Regions from separate parts of the Homo sapiens genome. Here all the other regions are linked to region 1. The links are chromatin contacts, found by Hi-C or POLR2A ChIA-PET in ENCODE. All regions are on one chromosome and are shown on one strand. The core of a region is the stretch at or near the end of the contact, and the rest is flanking DNA. Distances in the headings are between cores, read along the strand shown. Region 1 holds the start of SEMA6D (semaphorin 6D). Region 2 has its middle 51 kb from the start of SEMA6D. Region 3 overlaps SEMA6D (semaphorin 6D).

Region 1 (2,917 bases), core at 253-2,752:
GTTGGCTGGGGAAGGGCCCTGACTGCCAAGTAACTTGCAATGATGTCAGAGCCCAGCACAACCAGAAAACACCAACTAGCCGGCCAACAAAAGACCTAATAACAACAGGAAAAAAATCACAGAGCTGTGTTGCCAAAGCTGTTCTTTCCGCCCCCTACTCTTTTCTTCTAATTGGAAGAACAGCAGGAAAGAGTCTATATTTTAAAAGACTCCTCATCCTTCTCTCCCCTTCTTTCCTTGGGTTACACAGTGTTAACTAGGGAGGAAATAGTTCTCCGGATGAGTCCTGCAGCAGTTGCTTGGGGTGTCTTTTTTGAGTTCCTTTTCAAGGCTGTCCTTGGAAGTTTCAGAAACAACGAGGACCAGGGTATTTTTCCTAAATGTAAACATGTAACTGTGTTTGGGAGAAAGCAGGAACCATTGAGGAAAGGAAGTCCTTTCTGCGCCCCTCTCTTCTCTCTTTCACGGTAATTAACCATACTCAAATGAAAATTAAGTTTGGCGGAAAAAGCTCTCTTCTTTTTCTTTAAACAGGGGCATCATGGTTCATTCTAGCCATTTAGAGCCCTCAGTGATCCATAATTCAACTGGAAATTAATAAAACACAGCCCGTTCTTGGAAATGAAGTTTGAATTAAAATCCTCTTGTTTTGGAATATGTGACTTTTTTTTTCCTTTCATTTGTGACAGTCAATTTTAAATGATGTCACTTCAAGGACATTTTCATTTCTCCCACAACATATTACATGAAACACTTGCCTGTAAAACCGGGTCATTAGCCTGCAAAATTATACTGTACAGAATGGCTTTCATTCAAAGTAGAAATGGGATTTTTAGTAGGCAATTTCTGTATTTTATAAAGATAAAGCAATGTTTGATTGCTTTCTTCCCAGCTGTTTTGCTTAGTGGTTATAAAGAGAAATGGGGGGCGGGGGGGTAATGTGGGGGCGGGTTTGTAAAGATGTGCTTAAAAAATAAATCTTACACTGGAAAACTAAGGCAGAACTTCACGGAACAACTGCGCCCGCAGCTCTCCTGGGCTGCAGTGATTTGTCCTCTGGGTTCTGGAGGAAAGCTCTGAAAGAAGTGAGCGAGAGGGAAAGAGGGAGGGAATCGAAAAGGTTGCTTCGCAGGCTGCAGCACCCACTGCGAGCTGGATGACTGAGGCACTGGGAGTTGCTAGAAGGAGCAGCTACTCAGAGGTGGGGAGAGGGAGGGTGCGCAGCAGAGCGCCGGAGAGGAGGGACGCGGAGGCCACCGAGGGGTCAGCAGGGCCGCGGCGCCAGGGTGGGGGCCTCCAGGCGGCGCTGGCCACGGTTCACCCGCGAGGGCGAGCGCGCCCGGCCGGCCGCGCCTCCTGCCGTCCGTGCCCGGGGGTGGGACCCGCGCCGGGAGCTGCCGAGTGCGTGGAGGGAGCCAGGCTCCGGCTCGCCTGATGGATTGACTTGGAGATGGATCGAATTACACCATTTGCCGTGCATCGGTTTGTTTTGCTCCTGCTCTGTCCCGCTGCTGCTGCTGCTGCTGCAAGGGGTGGTGGCGAGTTTCAGGATTCTATCAAGGAAGCCAAGACCTAAGGAGACAGAGGGATATCTATTTTTACAATATTTTTCTTTATTTTCTTTCTTCCTTGCGCGTGGCAAGCTTTTTTTTTTCTTTTTCTTTTTTCTTACCAGCCTCCCCCCAATGAGGTAAGACCGTTTTCAACAATTTGCTAATGCTCTTGTGGCGCCCGGTGGGGGTCGGAACCTGAGATCCCGAATCGCTGTGTGTGTGTGTGTGTGTGTGTGTGTGCGCGCGGTGGGGGTCGGAACCTGAGATCCCGAATCGCTGTGTGTGTGTGTGTGTGTGTGTGTGTGTGTGTGTGTGTGTGTGTGTTGCCACTGGACAGTTGATTTATTTTCCAAGCTGCTCTCTCTGCCTGCCGTGCAAGGGACGCGCAAAGGGCTAGAGAGGTTTGGCGGACGCGTCAAAACTGGCAAAGCTGGCGGCTTAGGGGGAGGGGCAAGTGGACTTGGAGGCCCTCCTCCACTGTGCACCCCCTTGGAAAAAAAGCGGAGGGGGCATCAAGTAAAAGTTTCTTGCCAGGCAGAGCCAGCTCGGCGTCCCCCGCACATAGCTGGGGTTAGCAGGGGTTGCTTCTCTGCCGGGCACAGCGTCTCCAGGAGCCAGCCGGGGAGAGCTGAGCCAAGGCCGAAGGAGCCGCCTGCGGGCTTAGCCGCCCCCTCCCGCCCGTTGGCCCCAGAGCGGACGCTGGGACGCCCGGGGTCTGGCAGCTCTGCGCCCGGCTAGGAGCGGGCGGGCGAGCATTAGCCTGCGTCCTGGAGAAGGGGCGCAGCGCCGCAGTTGAGGCCGGAGCAGCCCCTCGCGGGCGTAGGATACCTGTCAGTGAGCGCCCGGATTGCACGGCCCCCGGGTAGTGCCTGCCGGCGAGGGGCGGGAGCTCGGGTGACTTGGCCATCCCCATCCCCGGCCCAGGCCCGGAGGGCGGCCGCTTCCCACCGTCCCTCTCCCCTTACTGGCAGAGCGCGCTGCGGGCGGACTCCCGGGCCCGGAGCAGCCCACCGGCCACCCCACCGCCCACCCGGCTCCCGGTGTCTCCTCCCGGCCGCTCTACCCAGCAACTTTCCGTGCTTTGTTCCCCGACTGGAAATGCTTTACGGAAGCGTCTTGGACAGGGTCTCCGCCAGGCGACAAGAGCTCGGTGCTGAGATGTGTTACGTTCTCATCTCCCCATCAATTATGGATGGAAACAAATAAGGAAGAGTCAATTTTGCTGAGCCCCTTCTCCGGCAACGAGAGGCGTTCTGCAGCCGGGAGGGAGCCGCCGCTCGCGCCGGCAGCCGCTGGCAGGGGCATGGTGAGGAGGAAGGTAGGGAAACTTTTATTTCCCGTCTTGACAGCGGCGGTGTTTGTCC
Region 2 (2,917 bases), core at 147-2,646, 51 kb before region 1:
GTGAATAACCTCAGCAAGCATGGCTGCTACAAACCTCCCACTGCAATTTTTGTGGGAGGACTGTATTTACCTGCCCTGCTTTAATGGAGGTGGGGGGGCGTGGTTAACAATTCCAAGGCTGAGTATTACCGAGAAGATCCTCTTTTATATTTCAGAGGCTCGTTATTCTTCCTATTTTAATGTCTTCCTCTGTCAAACATACCTATAGTGGTAGCATGTACCTGTTGAGTTGGTGGGGTTTCTTATTTGACTTCTTTCTTCAAGTCATAGTAGGAATGATTCTTGCTTGATATTATCAGCCCTTGAGTAGGAAGAAAGCAGGGACAAAGAAAATCTATTCTCTTTCTTTTTTCTTTGCAGCTTTAGATCATTTCCTCTACGTTTAATTGTTCTAAACTATTGCTTTCCATCTTCCTTTTCATTCTTCTTGCCTTTTCTTCCCTTTCCTATCTTTATTTATGCTTTTGTCTTTTGTTTTCTGCATTTCCCTTCCAGTCTTTCTTTATCCTGTAAGCTTTTCAGGAAGCCAGAACAGCAACTAATCAAATAATAAGGTCATGGTTAGAGAAAGGGCATGGGCAGACTTGGGCTGGACAAAATACATTCAGTCCCTATTTAAGAAATATTTATCCAGGCATGGTGGCTCACACCTGTAATCCCAGCACTTTGGGAGGCTGAAGTGGGCAGATCACCTGAGGTCAAGAGTGTGAGACCATCCTGGCCAACATGGTGAAATCCCGTCTCTACTAAAAATACAAAAATTAGCTGGGCATGGTGACATGTGCCTGTAATCCTAGCTACTCAGGAGGCTGAGGCAGGAGAATCACTTGAACCCAGGAGGTGGAGGTTGCAGTGAGCCAAGATCGTGCCACTGCACTCCAGCCTGGGCGACAGAGCAAGACTCTGTTTCCAAAAAAATAAATAAATAATAGTTTACTCATAGTGACTGGCCTAAAATAACTAGTCAGCATTAGATCACCAATAACACTCCCATTTTTGCAGATGAAGAAACAACCTCAGGAGGCTGCATTTGGCAATAATACAGACAAGAGTATTGAGAATAAACTCGGAGTTCCAGGTTTTTTCTGTTGTTAGACATGTGTCCCAATTCTTCGACTGCAAAACATTGCTATCCTAAAGTTAGATGCTTGCCAATAATAATGGATATCCCCAGCAGCATGAGAGTTCAGACATCCCGAACATTTCTGGTGAAATTTTTAGCCAGCTGTTAAAGGAAATTTTGTATGACATCTCAACCTACAAAAATGTTTTGCGTACAAACTTCTATTCAGATTTCCTGCTCAGCTAGTGTTTACATCTTCACTGTGCCATAAGAGGCGGTGAAAAGAAACAAGAAATTAAACTGCCTTCCTGTTTCAGGAAGCTGGGCCCAGACACGTCTCTATATGTAATGGCAAGAGCCTTGCCCTAAGAAAACCCCTATTTTGCCCCTGTTGAGTAATTGTGCTAGGAATTATATTTAGGACCAGCCTGGCTGAGGGCAAAATTGTGACATTGAAGGGATAATCTCCTGCTTAGTCACCAACTACTTGATTTTTATTTAGGAGGAGAATTGGGGAGACTGCAACTAAGAGAATGCTTTCAAACAAAGCAAGCCTTACTGGTTTGATGGCATCTTTCTGAAACCAGAGCTGTGTAGGGGGAGCAAGACAGACAATAACCATGAGTATATATACCACTAAGTGGGTACACTACAGTGCTGAATTTCTGTGTTCTTACAGAATTTTTTTCTTAGAGTTATCAAAATACAGCTAAATTGCTCTCACTGTGATCCACGCCTGAGAATTCCCTCCTTGTTTTGTTCTTTCTCCCTATTCTTTACATCTAGGGAATGTATGTTCCTCACATGAACAGCAAATGAAGCTACTCAATGTAAATGTATTTTAAGTGTTTGAAAGAAAAGTGCTTTCCAAATTATCATCCCATGGCCTTCACATGGCTCTTACACGACCCTAAATAAGTTACCATGTAGGATGTCCAACTACCCTGAGGCCACCATGCTGGGAGAGTGCCCAAGCCACATGGAGAGGCCACTCGTAGATAATCCAATCAGTAGTCCTGACTGGACTCAGCATTGGAGTCACACGAGCCCACCCATCCAGCATATGAGTCCAGAAGCCTCCAGAAGATTCCAGCAGCGAGCCAACCCATTCCGTCAGCCTCCACGTCTTCCCTACTGAAGCACCAGAAACCACAGAGCACAACCAAGCCCCTTCTGCCATGGCCTTTCCAAATTCCTGACCTACAGAATCCGTGGGCATAAGAAAACAGTTATTTTACACCATTAAATTCTGGAATGGTTTGTTATAAAGCAAGAATAACTGGAACCATCACCATCATCAACAAGTTTTGATTTTCTGAAACACTAAGTAATTGTACATAACACTAGGAGTAAGTACAAACACCATTCAAACACAAAATCACGTAGATTTGTATAGAGCTACACATATTCTCAAGCACGTCAGGTCTCAGGCTTCCTAGAGGGCTGCCTGAAGAGGGCAGCCGACTTGGGCTGGAGAAAATACATTCTGATAAGAGGTACTGAGAACACACTATCCCCTCTGCGGTATTCCCATCAAATAATCCTTCAGACAGTGTTTTAGTCTGATCGGGCTGTTCTAACAAAATACCATGAACTGAGTAGCTTATAAACAATAGAAATTTATTTCTCACAGTTGCAGAGGCTGGGAAGTCCAGGACCAAGGAAGACTTGATGTCCGGTGAGAGTGCACTTCCTGGCTGATAGACGACCATCTTCTTGCTGTCCTCACGTGGCAGGAGGGCTTAGGGAGCTCACCAGTGTCTCTTTTATAACAGCACTCACCTCCCAAAGGCCCCACCTCCAAATACCAGCCCATTAAGGATCAGATTTCGACATATGAATTTGGGGGGATGT
Region 3 (2,917 bases), core at 246-2,745, 40 kb after region 1:
ATTGGATTGGAACTTTTGTAAAACATGGTTTACCTCACATTTTTCTCCTCTTCTAGAGTGTAGCTTGTCAGAGGCCCAAATGATAGCCTTTGGTTATTTACTGGAACTCTTCCTTCTTGGTGGGACCTAAACTTGTGACTGCCAGAAATTTGACTTTTCTTTATAGCTATACTCTCATTTTTATAGAGCCTTAAGCTGTATGAAATTAGCAAATATAAAATTATAAAAATATAACAATATATAATATAAATATAACAATATATTATGTATAATAATATAAGTATAAATATTATATAAAATCATCAAGTCTCCATAAGGTAAAATCAAATGCTGAGTATGGGACTAAGCTCCATGTACCTCCCTTCTCCCAAGTATCCTGTCACTCACGCCCTGGTTGTTCTGGCAGCTCTGAACTCCCATTAAGAGCTTTCCTCATCATATTTAGTATTTAACATTAGGAATGTATGGGAGAAGTTCATATAAAATACCAAAAACTGAATAAACATAGCTAGTCAGGCATCCTGGCTCTCTGACTGTGTCACAAACAGGAATGACTTCATGTAGGAATGTTCTTTACCCTAAGCTTGCGTGTGAGGAAGATGGTTTCCTCTTTTTTGGAGGCCTGTACATCTGTGAAGGTGTGCCTTATCCTCTAAGAATGCCCCTGTCATTGTTTGGATGGTATACATAAACAGTTTAGCAAATAGTTGTACAAGATGAAGGAATGAACATTGCTTTTTTTTTTTCCACCTTTTTGCCAGACAAGACGTAACCAGAATAGACATGATGATATTCGTTAAAATTTACTAAAGATTTACTGCGGAGCAGGCTCTGTGTTAGATGCCTCATACTGATTATCTCATTTAATCCTAAACAGAGCCTATGAAGTAATAAAGATAATTATTCCCATTTTACATTTGATGAAACTGAGGCTTAAAGAGATAAAGTCAATTTAAACAGGGCCCAAGAGCCAGGAAGTAAATGGCACAAGCAAGTTTGAACTCAGATTTTTCTAATCTCAAGATCCATGTTTTTTTCCAACATTTCATCCTGCTACTTGGCCTGCCCTTTTTCAGCATAACTAGTATCATGATTTCACTGACCCCTGGACTCCTGATATATCTTCTTATGTAAAGTCAGAGCTAAGTAGTCTGAGGGGTTTACATGCAAAGACATCCCCTTCCTGGTACATTGCTTTCAGGTATTTCCAGATTCTTCCCTCCCCCACCCAGCTTTTGCAATATGTATCACATTAAATGCCTCCATTTATAACTACTATGGCAAGTCTGAATGTAATTTTTTTTTTTTTTTTTTTCAGAAATACAGCTTTATGCAGAGACAGGAAGCAGTTAGTGGTAGGGCTTTATTTTGGGAGGATTAGAGTGGTAGGGGGTGGGGCATGGGGAGAAATTGCTTTCTGCAGTGTCAGATGAATGAGTTATAGGAAATGATAGCTCAGCCAGCAGCTTGGTGCTTGCTAGTGAGTCAGCAGTGATTCCATCCTCAGCCCCAGTGCTGGGATCACAGCTGAGAGACACTCTTCCTGGTGAGGGCTCCTCCCCGCCCTGCTGTCTGGGACATGGATGTTCTGCTTACCTGATGTGAACCATTCAGTTACCTGTCATGGAGGAGAAAGAGACACAGAACGATCTTTTTGTTTTAATGCAGATGTTTCTACACTTCTTTGGGATTAATTGGTATTTCTAATTATTTTTCCTGATATCCAGCAGAAAGATTCGGTGATTTTCTATCTAGAGGATGATATTTGGGACTGGTGTCAAAGCAGGATCTAGTTCTTAAGGCAACATTTTATACTTTTATACTACTTCAACTTTAGAAGGTCTTTGTAAGTGATCAGAATAGTATGGAAAAGCAAGACAAGAAGACACTGCTTCAGAAGAAGAGGTAAACACGAAACCATCTTGTCAGCACAATGGAAACCATGTAGCTGTAGTAAAAAACTAGAACCAAATCATTGCGGTTGTTGAGGTAGGATAGTAGGATTGTTGGTGATTGCTTTTTTGTTTTGTTTTGTTATGTTACTTTATTTTCCAGGTCCAATACATAGGAACAAGTTGTAAAATTTATTCTATAAGTAGTCCTTTAGTGCTCTAAAGTAACTAGTTGTGAAAAATAACTGGCCAAATAACCTTAATATTTTAGGATATCTTTTCCCCAGGCCCTTATGAGACTCTTAAAGTCAATCTGGTCATACCCAGGATTCTCCAGTAGGAAATGGGTAGAGAGGTCTAACTTTTCTCAGAATTTCCTATGTGCCAGGCATTTGCTTCCTTTTCGCTCTGAGAAGGTGCTATTATCCATATTTTACAGATAAAGAAACTAATGCTCAAAGAGATTGAAGGAACGTTCCCAGGCCAATTTGCTAATATGTGGTATAATTTCATCCATGCCCAAGTCATACTGACTCCAAAGTCCATACTCTTTTAACTTTAGTACAAAATGATGCCAGCACAGTTTCCATTCCACCTGCTTTTTGTAAGGCAGTTTAAATATGTGAACTTACTGCTGGACTGATCATCCACGAAAAAAACTGCTGCAATATATTATTCTCTTTTTGAAAAACTGGGACTCTAAAACTCACATATACTTGACTTGTACTTTAGTTAGACACATATTTAGAGCATTGGATAGCATGCATATCTGTGTGCTTCACCTGAAGTCCATAAAAAAGGTACAGTAAACACCTGGTTTAGTGGTTGGACTCCCCTGGAATTTGCAGTGACTCTCATGATCTCTCCTAAAGTTCTTAGATATGTAAGACTGAGGATAAAGCTAAATGTTTTGTTGTTCAGAACAGTAGCTGCAAGTGACAGTTTTGGTTGAGGGGGGGGTGTTATTGTTGCAAAGTAGAACACTTACAGCTTCACAAAAATATCCATCTCATTGACCCAACAGG

What was found. Hi-C counts contacts between places; a loop is a spot of excess contacts on that map. ChIA-PET counts read pairs that join two places held with the same protein, here RNA polymerase II (POLR2A). Pooled maps may share reads with other maps.
Region 2: a loop to region 1 is called in a map of endothelial cell of umbilical vein, with 5 times the contacts of the local background. The contact joins the enhancer-like site here to the promoter of SEMA6D in region 1. A Hi-C loop is called at or near these places in 5 of 168 maps with a recorded cell type or tissue (DLD1, astrocyte of the cerebellum, endothelial cell of hepatic sinusoid and 2 more) and 2 of 50 pooled maps. POLR2A ChIA-PET finds 5 or more read pairs at or near these places in 5 of 52 experiments (AG04450, K562, Panc1 and 2 more).
Region 3: a map of psoas muscle shows a loop between it and region 1 (2.8-fold over the local background). The contact joins the enhancer-like site here to the promoter of SEMA6D in region 1. A Hi-C loop is called at or near these places in 9 of 168 maps with a recorded cell type or tissue (IMR-90, Right ventricle myocardium inferior, aorta and 5 more), 1 of 37 single-sample maps with no recorded cell type and 10 of 50 pooled maps. POLR2A ChIA-PET finds 5 or more read pairs at or near these places in 6 of 52 experiments (A673, AG04450, HEK293 and 3 more).

Annotation. Positions count from the first base shown.
Region 1 is chr15:47,716,003-47,718,919 of GRCh38, forward strand. It overlaps SEMA6D (semaphorin 6D), which reads left to right and starts at 1,503. Exons shown (of 19, transcript NM_001358351.3): 1 at 1,503-1,690. RefSeq lists a silencer at 1,330-1,624.
Region 2 is chr15:47,664,900-47,667,816 of GRCh38, forward strand. It overlaps a transcript of SEMA6D not described here. Among named protein-coding and RNA genes, the nearest start is that of SEMA6D, 51 kb to the right of the region's middle. Within about 2 kb of position 1,397, at least 4 of the 41 ENCODE cell types and tissues checked have a DNase peak (open chromatin) inside an H3K27ac peak, as active enhancers do; they include endothelial cell of umbilical vein, where a contact is called at or near this core.
Region 3 is chr15:47,755,601-47,758,517 of GRCh38, forward strand. All of the region lies in intron 1 of SEMA6D (semaphorin 6D), which reads left to right. Among named protein-coding and RNA genes, the nearest start is that of SEMA6D, 40 kb to the left of the region's middle. Within about 2 kb of position 1,496, at least 2 of the 41 ENCODE cell types and tissues checked have a DNase peak (open chromatin) inside an H3K27ac peak, as active enhancers do; they include gastrocnemius medialis and psoas muscle, where a contact is called at or near this core.